Regions from separate parts of the Mus musculus genome. Here region 2 is linked to region 1. The links are chromatin loops, found by intact Hi-C in ENCODE. Cell type or tissue: heart. All regions are shown on one strand.

What was found. Hi-C counts contacts between places; a loop is a spot of excess contacts. Peaks named below come from ENCODE experiments on the same cell type or tissue, not always from the same donor. Only the 100,000 strongest peaks of a DNase experiment are listed, where the experiment ranks them.
Region 2: a loop joins it to region 1, with 3 times the contacts of the local background. A loop is called at or near these places in 2 of 42 quality-filtered maps.

Annotation. Positions count from the first base shown.
Region 1 is chr15:57,688,583-57,696,582 of GRCm38, reverse strand. It overlaps Zhx2 (zinc fingers and homeoboxes 2), which reads right to left and starts at 1,916. Exons shown (of 4, transcript NM_199449.2): 1 at 1,579-1,916. In heart, CTCF peaks have their summits at 846, 2,298 and 3,354; DNase peaks (open chromatin) are centred at 432, 1,012, 2,682, 3,332 and 2 weaker places; H3K4me3 peaks cover 3,547 bases; H3K27ac peaks cover 3,134 bases; H3K27me3 peaks cover 1,540 bases.
Region 2 is chr15:58,073,623-58,081,622 of GRCm38, reverse strand. It overlaps Zhx1 (zinc fingers and homeoboxes 1), which reads left to right and starts at 5,115. Exons shown (of 4, transcript NM_009572.4): 1 at 5,115-5,466. In heart, no CTCF peak of the experiment used is centred here; DNase peaks (open chromatin) are centred at 4,882 and 5,352; H3K4me3 peaks cover 2,848 bases; H3K27ac peaks cover 2,163 bases.

The DNA of each region.
Region 1 (8,000 bases):
GAGCGCTCAGCCTCTCTTCACTTCCATGGCATTAAATTCTGCTCTACTCTTAGAGCAGCCAAAAAACCGAGAGAGTATGTTTTAAGAGAATTGTTGTGGGAAGTCCAAGAGCTTAGAGGGTCACAGAGAGGCATTCCAGTCTCCTATATCCTGCTTCAACAGGGAGCTGGCCTGAAAATTGAGGAGCTGTTCACTTCCAGAAAGAAAGAGATCTTCAGAGAGCAGCAAATGGAGAACGCTGGGCTTTAAAGGACAGTGATGCCTGGGGCCCCAGCTGAGCCTTGACTCTGAAGAGGGAGGGGTGTTTCCTCCTCCTCCCCGCCCCCAACAAAAGGCCTTCGCGGAACAGTGGAACACAGAGACCCCACTAGCTTTGAAGCCAATCAATCAGGTGGAAGTCTGGGCAAATCACGACTTGGCTGCCGCGACAGGTCTCCTCCACCCACCCCGTTGGATAAGCTCTCCTCATCCTCCTCCACCACCTTCAGAGCACAGTACAGCTAGGGGGCCAAAGGGACGTTCCTGTGATGCTCCTGTTTTCCAACTTTCCGAGCTTGTTGGTCTCCTGCAAAGCTGCTAGGGAAAGGGCAAGTTTGCAAAGCTCAGGATCCCAAGTCCTGGGGGAAGCCACAAAGACGCTCCAACGCCAGCCAGCAATGCTTAACCTCTTGTGGGGCAGACTGGAAAACGCCACGGCCACTTAGGCGGGAGACCCGGGTTCCGGCTGGTCCCGGCAGGCCAGGGACAGCAGGGCCCCCGGGGTCCGCGCGTCCCCCGCATCCCCCTCCCCGCGCACCTGAGCGGGGCGTGGGCACAGCGCCGCACTCAGGCCCTGCCCGCAGGTCCCTCGCCCGCCGCCCGCGCCGCGCTGCGCGCCGGCCGCCTGCAGCCACCGGGAGCGACGCGAGGAGAGGCAGCCTCAACACGGCGTCATGCTTCCTGCCACCACATTACGGCGAATCGTCACCAGGAGAGGGGAGCAGAGGGGAGAGCGGGGGAGGGAGGGGTGCAGCCACACGCAGCCCCCAGGCTTCCAAAAAGCGCCGAGACGGGGCCACGTCCCGGTGGAGTCCCCGCGGGACCTGCCCGGTTTGCACAAAGCGCCGCAGTTTGGCCAAGAAGGCAGGAAGCCGGCCACAAAATAAATAAATAAAAAACAGAGTCGAGTCTACGTAACGCCCTGTCGAAAGCGGACGCCATATTTTTTTGTGGCTTATGTCGACATAGGGAAACGTAGACATGTTTTTCCTCCTCCTCCTCGGTCTGGCTTCCATTTATCCAAACTTGTAATCAAAACTATTTCATAAAAAAAAAAAAAATCTCCGTACTCCTCTCCCCGAAACCGCGGATTTCCTCCCACCCTCAAAAAAAAAAAAAAAAAAAGAAGAAAAAAAAAGCCTGAACACCCCCCTCCCGCGCACCCCCATTCCTAACCCGGCCAAGTCCCATTAACAACACATTTTCGGGAGCGGCGGCGGCGGTGGGAAAGTTGGGCTGGAGTGGCGGGCGCCCGGCGTGTCGGGCTCCGGGCTGGCGGTGCCCGCTGCGGGTGCTCCGCGCCGGGGCGAAGTTTCTTACCTGCGCCGGGGCTGCGAACGCGGGGACCCGGGCTGGGAACGCGGAGACGAGGCACGGGCGTTCCAAAATGGAACTCTGCTGGCTCCCCCCACCCACTCCCCACTCCCCACCCGGCGCCCGACTCGGGCTCCGTGGGAAAGAGGTGGTGGTGGGGGAAAGCCAGCCTGGCAGACAGACAGACAGACAGATAGACAGAAAAAAGCCCCGGTACGGAGAACGGTTGATCGAATTTTTTAAAAGAAAAAAAAAAAGAAAAGAAAAAGAAAAAAAAAAGAAAAGAAAAAAGAAAAAAAGGGGGAAAATGCCTCGATCAGTGGGGAATCTACGCCAAAACCCACATGATCTGTAACGTCAGCATGCGTATTTGCATACGATACCACCACCGGAGCTGCCACCCGGGCTCGGGTTCCGCAGAAAGTTACAAAGTGAAATTCAGGCCCCCCCGCAGACTTCGGCAAAATGTCATTTTTAGGAGGGAGTTGCTGGTGGGGGGAGGCTGCCCCTAAAGGCTCAGATGAGTGGTCATCCCGGGTGTTGGGGGGGGGGGAGTGCTTAAAAGTCTGAGTCCAGTAACGGACTCATTGGAATTTTTGCGGGAAGAGGTGGGGGAGGCGCAAGCGAGATCATTGACTATTGAGCACGACCCGGCGCGCTGCCGCGGCCAAACCCTCTCGGTGCAATACCCATTTTCTTTATGAAAAGTTCAAGGTGTCACTGATGAGCTCAACAAACTGTTGATCCTCACCACGTGGAGTGGCGGACCGTGAGACCGCAGGGCGCTAGGGCTTGCCCGGCGCCAGCAACACCCCAGACTCCAGGTCCTTCTGCAGTGCGTGGGGGCAGAACGCGGGTGGGGTCGTCACGCGCCCTGGGCTCTGCTTGAGTTTCGCCCGCCTTCTGGCAAAAGAAAATAACAACATACTTTAAAACTTTTTTCTTTCTTTTTTTTTTTTTTTTAAATCGAGATGCGTTTTACTCCCGGAATAGTAATGAGAGGGCTTGGGAATAGGGCGGGGAAGAAGGCGCCCCACTTACATAACCACTTGAAGTTAGATCACTTTTGCTGGGGATTTCCGCTTGCGCCTGAGCTCAGTCTGGTTAAAGATCTTCAAACTTTTTCCCTCCAAACCCATAAACAAACAAAGACACCCGGGGAGCTGACTCAAACTTGTGTGGCCCGAATTCACAGCGATTCTCAGCTTCGGGAAAATGCACACGCCTGCAGCGCGCACACTGGAGTCCCCCAGAAGCGAGACGGGTCATTTTCGGAGCTGGGACAGCCGCGTTCCCGGCGAGAGGGGTCTCCAAACGAGCCCTCCATCTGCGTGCGTGCGTGTGTGTGTGTGTGTGTGTGTGTGTGTGTGTGTGTGTGTGTGTGGTGTCTGCCCTTTGCAGCCCTGGGAACCGTGAACTAGAGACCCGGCTGCTGTGCTCCGGCGATCACGCAAGGTTAAAATTCTCTAAGGGAGCATCCGAGGGAAGATGACGGACCTAGCAACCTGTCAGCGTTGTGCATTCTTGCTCTCAGAGACCCTTTCCCCCTTCGCAGATTCTGGGGGCGTTTGGGAATTTGTTGGGTGTGAGCGCTCTTGGAGCCCACCGTAGGGGGTGGAGGCTAACTCTGGGACCCAGATTTGACACTAGGAGTTACTGGAGAAAACAGAGGGCTTGGGACTTGAAGACTGCGGAATTGCCTCCCATCCTGCGGATTAGCAGGCGCATCGCATTCCGGCTTCCCAGCCAGCTCTGCTCCGGGGAATTAGAACGAACTCTAGCGGCCGCTTGCGACTCCGCTCGGGGCGCCAGGACAGCAACAGGTGGCTGTGTACTGCGGGGTGGCCAATGGCGATGACTTAGTCTAGAGGAAGACTGGTTTTGGGGGCTGATGGATGGTCACGGCTCTAGGGAGCCTCTGCTGGCATTTTTCTTTCGTATTAGGTTTTTTTTTTTTCTATTTAAGATTAAATCAGCGCGCATGCTAAATTTCTTACTTGCCTTCCAGCTTTAGTTGGGTTATTGCTAACTGAGGGTGGAGGGGTTGCCTCTCTCTTCTCCCTGCCCCCCACTCGTCTTTGTCCGTCTGTCTTTTTCTTCCTAGATAGGTTTAAAAGCCCAGAAAACCGGATTCTGACTGTGGACTGGCTTTAGTGCTTCCTTTCTTACGAGAGACAAAATCCGACGGGGTTCTTAGGAGGATTCCATTCAGATCTTTGTTGGTGACTATAATCCGGATCGTGCCCTGACTTTCTCAGACTCATCTGATACCTATGATCTGAGAGTCTTGTCAACTTTTATCCAACACCAGTATTTGGGGATCTTTAACTGAGTTTGGTGATTTTTTTTGTCAACTCTACACAATCTAGGGTCACCTGGGAAGAGGCAACCTCAATTGAAGAATTCCCTACACAAAATTGGCCTGTGGTGCATATCTATGGGGCATTTTCTTGGTTGATGTGTGAGCAGGAGCAGTCTACTCCGGGTCAGGTGGTATAAGAAAGCAAGCTGAGCAAGCTAGCCCTTATGCCTTGTGCTTCAGTTTCTGCTTCCAGGGCGTGTCTTTAGATCCTGCCTTCCCTTCCCTTGATGATGGACTTTAACCTATAAGCCTAATAGACCCTTTAACCTCTCGATTGCTTTTGGTCATAGCGTTTTACCATCTCAACACCAATAGTAACTAAGACACCCTACTTAAGGGTGTGCCAGAATAGTGAAAGGACAAACAGACAAACAATAAACTTGTCACCAGCTCAACACTTCTCGCCATTTATCTTGTTATGCATGCCCTTCCAGGTCATTCCACCAACACCCCCAGCCCTTTAAAATTAGGTATACTCAGCATGCTGTTTCCATGGAAATTGCCGAAACCTTAAAGAAGCAATTCCTATTTTGAGGCTCCACTTCCTCTTGATGAGCAATCACTTAGGAAGAGTCTCTATAAGAGAGACTTTCCTTGCCACCTGCTTCCAGCTGAGTAACAGGTTGTATATAGATAGCATGGGGAAAGCCAGGGTGAGGGAAGCCAGTGACCCCAGAAGGATCTGTACCTTCAGGGTGCACATCTCCCAGAGATGGGAGGGGTGAGGGCTTCTGTGCTGTAACGTCTTTAAATGGTCCAAAATTTAATAGGCATTGGATTCTCAGTGCCGAAGCAAAAACAGTAAAAGGAGGCTCTTAGAGGTTAAGAGCACACAGAGGATGGGATTTAGTTCTTAGCACTCACACTGGACAGTTCACAGACTGCAGGAAACTATGCCTGTAACTATTATAGGAGATCTGTTCCCCCGGTTTGGCCTCCTTGAGTACCTGTGCGCATGCACACATGTGTGCCTGCGCTCCCCCCCATGTGTGTGTGTGTGCGCGCACACACACACACACACACACACACACATACACACACACACACACTATTTTGATCATATTTATCCCTCGCCACAATCTTCATCACCTGCTGGTTCCCTTCCCAGACCCTATCTGTCTGTCTATCTATCTATCCATCCGTCTATCTATCTATCTATCTATCTATCTATCTATCTATCTATCTATCTATCTATCTAATGTCTGTGTGCTCAGAGTCTGTGTGCCATGACTCTCATATAACTGGTGGCAAGTGTCTTCATCTACTGAGCCATCTTGCCAGCTCCACCTTCTACTTTCATGTTCTTAAAAAAATCTAGATTCTGTATATGAGAAAACATTCACATTTGTCTTTCTGACTCTGGCTCATTTCTCTTAACACATTTTTTTTCCAGGTCTGCTTATTTTTCCTCCAAAAAAGGAAGGACGGAAGGAAGCAAGGAAGGAAGGAAGGAAGGAAGGGAGGGAGGGAGGGAGGGAGGGAGGGGGAGAGAGAGAGAGAGAGAGAGAGAGAGAGAGAGAGAGAGAGAGAGAGAGAGAGAGAAATACAAAACAATTGTCAGACATGCTTCCCATCAGGCACTGCAAAGCAATGTCCCAACATGTCATGCAGTCTGCTGACACCAGTGAGAGAAAAAGAGTCAAAAGGGCAAGCAAAATTCCAGCTTCATGAAAATAAATTTGACTTTGAGGATTTCATGAAAGGCTCTTGAGTGTGTGTGAGTGTGTGTGTGTGTGTGTGTGTGTGTGTGTGTGCGGATTCCAGAGTCTCTGGACCTCATGTTATTTATAAGCTTTGTTGATGGTGTGTGCCCCATCCTCACTGCACAGATGAAGAGGCACAGAGAGCTGTAGTAACTTGCACAGGCAAGTGGAAGAAACTAAGCTTTGTGAGTTCCTTAGAATCCAGAGGCAGAATTAATAATCCTACCCAGCCCCACCTCAGCAGGAGCAGCCTTACTGCTTCTGGGGACTGTCTTCCTTAATAGCAACAGGACTTACTGGGCGCTAGGCATTGCTTATCAAATCCTTAGACTCCCTTCGATTGCAATCACGATTTCCCCACTGTATTGATGACAAGAATTTAAGGATCAGGAAGGTTAAGAAATGTCCCCAGGGGTCTGGAGAGATGGGTTAGCAGTTAAGAGCACTGGCTGCTCTTCTAGAGGATCCAGGTTTGATTTCCAGCACCCACTTGGCAGCTCACACTAATCTGTGACTCCAGTTCCTGGATGCTCTCTTCTCATCTCTGTAGGTAGCAGGCACACACAGTGCACACACATGTTAAAAAAACCATACACATAACATACAAGACAGATCTTTAGAAGGAGAGAAACTTCTCCAAGGTCACACAGCAATTCCAGCTAATATTAGACCCTGAACTCCAACTTTTGCCCTGTGTCTTCAGAGCCAAGAATGAGAGACCACCAACCTCTTCTCAATGCCTATGCTAGGAAAGGGCGATATTCACTGTACAGTGTGTTGAAAGGAATCCCACAGTGCTCTTGGGCACGAGCTGAGACTGACAGTGTTTCCAACTTGATAACACAAGCCTGACTTAGTAGCAACTTGAACTTGCTTAGAGTGTACAACCAAAAGTTTGTAAGTGGAGAAAGTCAGAGGTTATTATCTGTTTGACTTTACTGGCTGGCTTGGACCTTGAGTCAACCTTACAAGGGAGGCAGAGCAGCCATGATCATCAGGTTATAGAGGATGCCGTTGAAGGCTTGTAAAGATAATGATAGTAATTAGTTTAAACTCATGGACTAAGTTTAGAACTATGACTTAAATCCAAACTTTTATTTAAAAATTGTTGTTGTTATTATAATTATTAGTGTGTGTGTGTGTGTGTGTGTGTGTGTGTGTGTGTGCACGCATACACCTTCTACATTGTTTTTAAGGCTGGGCTTCTCTTGTTTCTGATGTTGCCCAAGACTCCAGATTAACTGACCTGTGAGTTTCTGGCTTGTTCTGTCTTTGCCTCCTGTTTTATAGATGCAGATCTCCACATCCAGATTCTTATGTGGGTTCTAGGGACTGAACTCAGCTGATCAGCCTTACTCGCACAGCAAATGGTTTTACCTTCCGTGTGTGTATGTGTGTGTGTGTGTGTGTGTGTGTGTGTGTGTGTGTGTGTATTTGTTGGGGGTGGGGGGCAGGGTCTCACCATGTAGCTATATCCGGCCTTGAACTTTGCATCCTTTTGTTTCTGTGCCATTATATCTAGCTGGCCACTTGTTTTTGCCCTAAGAATAGCCTTTAGGAGAGACATGTTTTTGTTTTTGGTTTTTTTTTTTTTTTTTTTTTTTTTTTTTTTTTTTTTTTGTAGAAGTGTGGATACAATTACCACCAGGAAGAGTGGCTTCCTGTTATCTACTTATTGATTCATTTATTCATTTGTATCCCTACAAGAATCTAAGGTTCATACCTGCAGGAACTTTATTTAGTTCAGTGTAAAGAACCCTAGAAATCAGAATTGCTCTCAGTGCCCAGGATGGATTCCCAAGTTACTATTGAATGAATGAATGAATGCATGAATGAATGAATGAAGTGAACCACTGTTATTCAAGAGCAACCAGTTTCTGGGGCTGCAGATGTAGCTCACTGATAGAGTACTTGCCTCAGGTGGTGGGGCTCTGGGTTTGATCTCCAGAACATAAACACATCAACCACTACATCTTCTGCTTACTTGGAATGGATTCACAAGGGCTGTTCTCCCACCCCACCCACCTGCTTCTGGGCTGTGGGGGCTGTGTGTTTGGTGAGACAATGTACAGATAGGCAGTCCTCACCCAGATCTCCAGCATGAGAACAATAGCTCTGTACTGGTCCTTTGGTGCCTCTTTCTGTCTTGCTAACACGCTCATTTTATAGGTGCACAGACTGAGGTTCTTGGTAATGCTGCCAAGTCTAGACCCCAAGCCTCCCAACTTCTGTCTGGTGTTCACACCCCTACAGATTTGCTTGCAAACAGAACCTGCAGCTAACATACAGCAACAGAACTATGTATTCAGTAGATATGCAAAGGAGCTAAGATAGATCAGCATGCCTGAGCATTGTGGGAAGAC
Region 2 (8,000 bases), 390 kb before region 1:
GAAAACACATCAAAAACATCCAGAGTTTATCAAGCTGTGAGATTTCATGGGAGATGCAAGCCTATATAGCTGAAAGGTTTTAGCAACAAGCTGAATTTCCTTTCCCATGTTGACCCCCATGTCTCTTGACAGTTTTAGGAATGGATTTTTCTACTCAGAGACAGTGCCTTTTTGTATTGTGTATTCTTCAGATAGTTCTACAAGAACACAGTAACTGTTCAATTAATCATGGGCATTTAGATCGATCTTTCTTTAATATTATTATTGCTGTTGTTACTTTATGTGTATGAGTGTTTTTGCCTGCATGATATCTGTAATGTCATGGGTCTGCCTGGTGCCCGTGGAGGCCAGAAGAAGGCATCGGATCCCCAGGATCTGGAGTCACAGATGGTTTTGAGCCACCACATGGGTGCTGAGAATGAAGCTCAGAGCCTTCATTCTTCAGTGCTCTTAATCACTATGCTATCTTATCTCTTTAGCCCCTAGGCCAATATTTGTTAACACAAAGCCTTAAGTTCAATTATGTAAAAGTTGCCACAGCTGCATGTCCAAAGCAGATTCACAACTGCATCTGATAGCCACTAAATTTGCATTTCCTACCAGGAGTGGGATGGACCTGACCACCTATTTTTAAGTAAAGTACTCTAGTAATATTCATGCATGCTAAAGTTTAATGACTGCTAATTAGCATCTTCTGCTAAGACTGTGAGACAGTGAAACGTTGTATTTCCTAGCTTACATATTGCTTTCCTAATTGTCTGCTATCTGTGTCCTAACCTTTAAATATTTTCTTTTAAAGACAGAGTGCAGGCTGGTCCTTACTCTGGAGACCAGGCTGGAATCACAGGCATGGGCTACCATGGCCTAGCTCTAAAATTTTTGATTAAAAAGAATATACTGCAGGAAGGCAGGAAGAAAGCTTAGTTCTTGACCTTAAATTAGCAGTTGGCCTCCAGAGGTTCTTTTATGGTTCAGGATTGTGCCAGAGACCTGTGATAGGGAGAGGCCCCCAAAAGGTCTATGGAGATGACTCTAGCTGAAACTCCTAGAAGTAAGAGATAGGGATCCTGGGATCCTGGGACTCCCAGTGAAAGAATAAGGACAGCAATCCAACATAAAACCTTTGACCCAGGGGCTGGAGAGATGGCTCAGTGGTTAAGAGCACTGACTGTTCTTCCGAAGGTCCTGAGTTCAATTCCCGGCAACTACATGGTGGCTCACAACCTGTTGCCTGCCTGCCTGCCTGCCTGTGGATCCCATTCCCCTAAATGGTCCACCTTGTCTAGCCTCAGTGGAAGAGGATGCACCAGGGGTTGGGGAGTGAGAGAGTGGGAATGAGGGGGTGACACCCAGAGAGGAATGTAGGATAGGGGGAGGACTTGTGTGAGGGGAGAAGAAGGGCTAATATTGGGTTGTAAATTAAGTGAATAAATAAATTAAAAATTATTAGTTGGCTAAGAAAGGAGATTTAATACCATATTAAGTGATGTGGAGTGCAGTTTCTTTCTTCTTTTTCTTGCTCTCATGTGTATTATTATAATGCCCTTTTATTTTTAAAGACTTATTTATTTTATGTATATGAGTATACTGCAGCTGTCTTCAGACACGCCAGAAGGGGGCATCAGATTCTATTACAGATGGTTGTGAGCCACCATGTGGTTGCTGGGAATTGAACTCAGGATCTTCTGGAAGAGCAGACAGTGCTCTTAACTGCTGAGCCATCTCTCCAGGCCTATAATGTTTTTTAAAAAGTCATTCTTTTTGAAACAAGGGGTAGTAGCATACACATTTAATTCCAGCACTCAGGAGACAGAAGCAGCTGCATCTCTGTGAGCTCAAGGCCAGCCTAGTTTACAAAGTGAGTTCAAGGACAGCTGTGCTACATAGTGAGATAAACACACACACACACACACACACACACACACACACACACACACACACACTGCTGTTTTGTGTTTTCCAGACTGTTTAGTGTAGACTTTTTTTTTTTTTTGTAGAAATAAATTTATACCCTAATAGGTAGACCAACCTAGGTGGCACCATGATTCAGTTATAAAGCCTAACAATATGTTACTCTTCAACTCCATATGCAGAAGTTAGATTTTCTTGTCCTGGGTTCCCAGCTATACTTCTGTGCTAGAGAAAGGAGTGGGGCAGGGGGAGGATTTTTATAACTGTCAGGAGGAGCACAGTACTCATTTCTCCAGCCATTACCATACGTTTATTATTTACATGGAACGTGCAGTTAGAGGAACAGGAAAGGACTTGTCCTAAAGCTGACTTTGAAAGCTTGTTTGGGGGAACAACATTTAGAATGATCATCTTTTGTTGTTGTTGTTCACCCTCTGAACTAGCCATCAGAGAATTGTGGGACCTTTCCATTAGGGCATATTTCTCAAGCTCCCCTAACTATAGTCAAATGTTTAAAGTGTCTTAGTTTGATGTATTTTTGGTCTGTTTTATGGTATCATGTTTTAAAAACTGCCCCCCCCCAAGGGTAGAAAGAAGAAAAAGAACAACAGAGGGACGTGCCTACAAACAGAGCTGCTGGAAGTCTGTTCCTCAGACCAGGCTGGCGTTTACCACTTTTTATTCCAAGGGCTTCATTTTCTCCCAACACTCTCTTCAGTGTTCCAAAGGTGGGGTGGGCTCTGAAGAGCAAAAGCGCTGTGCTTTTTAGAACCCTACTGAACGACTTCTCATCTCTAACAGGGCTGAAGTCTTGTCATGCTCGTCTGGGGATGACAAGCCGCCAAGTTTGTGCATAAAAACTCTAGGCTTCTCACTGTGCCAATCCGCGGTTAAAACTCACTTCTGGAGCTGCGCAGCTGTTAAAATCAGTCATATTTACAATTTTTATAAATGAGTTTATTTTAATAGAAACAAGTTACCCTGTAAGCGTGGTCTCTAAACAGATTTATGTGGGCTGGCACAATCTGCTATGGGAAACATATATGCATATTGCTTAAGTCTGCAACGTTCTCTCTCTCTCTCTCTCTCTCTCTCTCTCTCTCTCTCTCTCTCTCTCTCAAGTGCTGGTAACAGTCTTGCTTTGTGCAAGGATGCCAGATAATTGGCAGCACTTCAGCCAGGGATACTGTTCCCAGCACTGTGCTATTGAAATTGTTTTCCTGGACAGAAATGCCCTGTGGGAGTGACCTTAAATTGGGAGGCTTTGGGGAGTGAAACAGGCTGGCTGCTTTAGAGAGAGAGGGATAAGACTATAAACTAGTGCTAAAAAGGAGGAATAAGAAAAGGGAAACAGAGAGAGAGAGAGAGAGAGAGAGCTAGAAAGCGAAGTCCATATGCCTCAGCCACTTCAGATTCTCCTCAATTTTCACTTTGATGTATTCTATGAGCATGTGTTTTTGCCTAGCATCTAGTCTGTAAGATCCTGGAAGACAGAACAGAGCCTTCCGGATCCATGGCTTCCACATCTATGATTCAACCAACTGTGGATCAAAATGTTCAGGAAAAAAAAAATCATGCATCTCTGCTGAACGAGTCAACTTTTTTTCTTGTCTCGGTATGTTAAACAGTTACAGTACAGCAGCTCTTTGCCTGGTGTCTACATCATCCTAATAGAGATGAGGTAAATTCCATCGGGGCATGTGCACAGATTATATGCAAATTCCATACCAGTTTATTTAAGGGACTTGAACAACACTCTATTTGGGTATCATGGAGGGTTCCAGAACAATCCCTTTTAGATACCAACGGACAACAGGATGGCCTTACTCAGTTTTACATCTCCTTTAGTGTCCGGCACATGTGGTCCTCAAAAAGCAAATGGTTGAATGCATGAACAAAAGGTTGAATATCTGAATTTAAAATATTTTCTTTGTTCAGAGTTAAATCCTAAACTGGGATTCTCAGTGGACCTGGAACTGTCTTTGGGGTGAGCATAAACTGGTGTGTGTGTGTGTAACTTTTTGTCTTGTATTTTTCTTATGAGGGATACATAAATACATTGTGTATTTAAACACATTGTGTATTAAATACATTGTGGAGAATGCATTGTTTTATTTTACTGATGTTAGTACTGTATTATAAATACTTTCCATTAAACCACTTTCTATTAAAAACTACACTGATTTCTTAAATTCTTTGTATAAGTAGTTTGCATTCTGAATTTAGTTTCAAGGGGCTTGAGCGCTATTAATTTTTGTTTTAAGAATGGGCCGAGAGTGGGACAGGGTTGGGTTCCTCTGCTGGTGAGACCATTAAGCCTCAGCATACACAAGTTTTAGAATTTTAGGATGCAACTAAATATTGTGCACGTTGATATCAGCAGCCAGGTCTTCCCTTCATGTAAATGCAGAGTGCAAATTTTCGGGCTGGTGTGGCTTGGTGGAGCTCTGCTATCAAAACACAAAAGGGTCCATGACTGGAATGGGGGTGGGGACTAAACATCCAGGCGCCAAAGAGTTCTCTTACGTCCGTCCGGAGCGGCGAGTACAGGAGCGAACACTCGGAGTGGTTTCCTTTCGCCCTCGTTTGTTATATTCAATGGAACAATGACGAGAGGGCTGAAGGGCAGAGGTGGGGAAGACGCTGAGGTCCTCGGCTGGCCGCGCTGCGGGGCTGGTGCCCACTGCGGAGAGCTCGGCTTCAGTCAGTGGCTCTCCGGGGAAAGAGGGACGGCAGCAGGAAGCAGAGGCGGGAGGCTCCAAGTGGGGCCACACTTAACTTTTCCCGTCCAAAGCTGGAACTACGGGGCTCCTGCTGGACTCGGGCTAGGAAGAGGCGGAGCAGCGGCTGACAGGAGCGCGGGACTGTTGACAGCGGGTGGGGGCGCGGCTGGCATCCAGAGGGCGCTGCCAAGGAGGAGCCGAGAGTGACAGTGGGCGTGGCTTAGGGAGGGGCGGGGCCTTAGGACGCCGGCTCCGGGAGAGATGGGGTTGGTTTCGGAGGACCTAGGCAGTTTCAAGGGAAGAAAGCGACCGAGGTCGCGGGAGGCGGGGTCCGACTTCTGACGACCGCTGGCCGAGCAATCGCTTGAACGGGGCGGAGCCTCGCAGGCCCTGGAGGAGGAGCTTCTCGCGACGGGGCGTGGCTTCTAGTGACAGAGGCGTGGCCCCCTCCTGACAGGGGGCGTGACTCTCCCTGACAGAGGGCGGGGCGGCGCACACCTCCCGCAGCGCCCGGTTCTAGAGGAGCGGCCTGGGTCGCATCCCAGAGGAGCGGCGGAGTCCTCGAGTGGGGTGCCCGGCTCGTCCCCGCCTCGGCTGGCTCCTCCTCGCGGCCCTTGTGGGTTCAGGGAGCGGAGTCTCTCTCGCACCCTGGCCTGGCCTCTCGGCGCTTCTGCCGGGCTGCAGAGCTCCGTGGGGGGCCCCCTCGCGCGAGGGCCCTCCGAGTGGTTCCGGGGTTAGGGTTCACGGGTCAGAGTTGACTCCCTGAAAAGTGCAGTCGCTCTGAAATGCAAGATGGCGGCGGCGAGGCGCTGAGGCGAGGCGGCCCCTGCAGGTAGCTGCGCGAGCGGGCTGGGGACTGGGCCTCGCGGTTGCGGGTGGAACCCGAGCAGGAACTCGCGGCGGGTAGGGAAGCCGAGAGGCGCGGGCGCTGGCGCGACACGGGACGGGGCAGCAGCGGGACACAGACACCCCCCCCCTCTTCGGGACCCAGCCCACGGTGCTGGGGCACGCAAGATCGGACCCGGGGGGAACTGGGCCTGCCCCGCGGCGGGGCGGACGGAGTCGCAGCTCCCGGATTCTCTCGGGGGTTGTCAGAGCGAGGACGGAGCTCTGGGTGGAGGGTTTGGAGGGAAAGCCCCAGCGCCTTGGTTGGGAGAGCACTGAGTAACTTGGGGGCGCAGAGGGGATGGGGAGCCGGTCTCCCTGGGGGGAAGGACGTCTCTGGGACAGCGGACCCTAACTACCGTGCGGGTCCTGGGGAAGATCTCCAGCGTTGGGCCTCCGGAGGCGTGAGGCCACCTCGTGGGGACACGGCGCAGCCCCCCTCTGAAGAGTCAGCCAAGGATCTCCGGCTGGACTGTAGCGCACTGGCTTTGGGGTCGGAGCAACGGGAAACCTCAGCAGAGAAGACTCAGGAGTTGCATCCCCAAGAAGTATAGTGCGAAGTATATTTTGAGGAAGAGCAGGCTTTTAGGGGAGAAGTTCATTAAAGAGGGTGGAAACACACTTGTCTCTGCTTAGGTAGTGGAGCGGGAGTGCAGACTTGGGAGAGCGATGGACCAGAGGAAACTCCAAGCCTTGGGGCTTAAAGGGAATTGGCTAGGAGGGAATAAAAAGGACTGGGGTCTGATGGCAGGAAAGCCGAGCCCTGACTCATTTCTTGTGTATTTACACCGAAGTTCCAAGAGAGGGACTTAGAATTCTTTGTTTCGGTACTCCAAAGGTACCAGTAAGAAACGAACCAAACGGAAGAATAAGATTCTGTTTGCTATCCTTAGCTTACTCTGGGCAAAGCAATTGGAAAACTGAATGTAGAGAAGAAGCATAGATAAAGTAGGAATGCTCACAGTACTTTTCTGTCACTAACCCTTCTCTAAAAGACAAGACCAAAACAAACCAAGAAGAGATAAAATTTAGGAGGAAATTATGAGAAAGGCCGATTGAGAAGTTGTGACATTTTTAGGGTGGGATTCCATGCAATTCGAAGAAGCAATTCTCTCGGAGATTAATATTATGGCAAATGAAAATCCGGAAGGACCACTCCTTCCCCAGGAAAAGACTGTGTATTGTGGGGTACACAAGTACACCTTTCTATTTGTGGTGCTGGTCATTGTATTTCAGAAGTCTTTGTCCTAACACTTTAATTTGTATGCAGTAGTAATTACCTGTTTCTTTTTAAAATGCCTTGAAAAAGTCATTATTTCAAACTGGCAGTGGGGATTAATAGAAGTTTGTTCAAACAAGGCTACTGGCACATAGATTATTTCTAAAGAAGCAATTCTGATTCCAGATTTTAAGCGAAGGAAAGAAAGGCTGAGTGCTGCCAGGGACAGTAGTTGGGTAACAGGGCATATAAGGAAAAGGACATTCATGAATATTTTTTATCTTAGTTTCTCTCTCCATCCTCCAAGCATTTTAAAAGTATACAGACTAATTTTAGGCAAAGTAAAATGCATAATCTTAGATTTTGTTTTGAATTGAAGTTTCAAAACATAGCCTAGTCTGGCCTTGATGCCATGGCAGTCCTCCTGCCTCTTCCTTGTCAGTGCTGGGATTACAAGTGTGTACCACCATCTCAATCTTAGATACTAATTTTTTACATTTTTGTTTATTTGTGTTTGAGTGCAGTTATGTGCACATCCCACTGCCTGCATGTGGAGGTCAGACGACAACTTTCAGGAGTTCTGGGTAGCAGACTCAGGTTGTCAGGCTTGGTGGTAAATGTTTTTACTGACCAAACACCTCACTGACCCTTAGGCATTTTTGTTAATATAGAATTTATAGTATTTTATTTATCAATGATTTTTTTTATAGAACTACCTCTTGATATGTTTTATTTGACTGCTTAGATTAAAATGAGAAAAAAGCCGGGCATGATGGCACATGCCTTTAATCCTAGCACTTGGGAGGCAGAGGCAGGCGGATTTCTGAGTTCGAGGCCAACCTGGTCTAAAAAAGTGAATTCCAGGACAGCCAGGGCTACACAGAGAAACCCTGTCTCGAAACAAACAAACAAACAAAATGAGAAAAAATAAACTCCAAGAGTCCTAGTGACTTCCGTAACTTATGACAGTCCTGAGCCATTTGTACATTCTCAAAAGAGCTTAATGTTTTTGGTAGAGATGCTTTAAACATACAGGTCAGGTATAACCAGCTTATAGCTCAGCATTTGGAACACCAACTTTAACTATGTGCTGTTCTTTGCTTTTCCCACAGTGCATATAGCTCTAGTGTTATACTCACTTCTGAACAGATTAGTCTGGCAAACCAGAGAGGCATACATAGATACCAGATGGTTTGAAAATATGCTAAGGCTGAAAACATAAATGTGTCTGTGTAGAAGATGCTCATCGGTAGCTTCGTCTC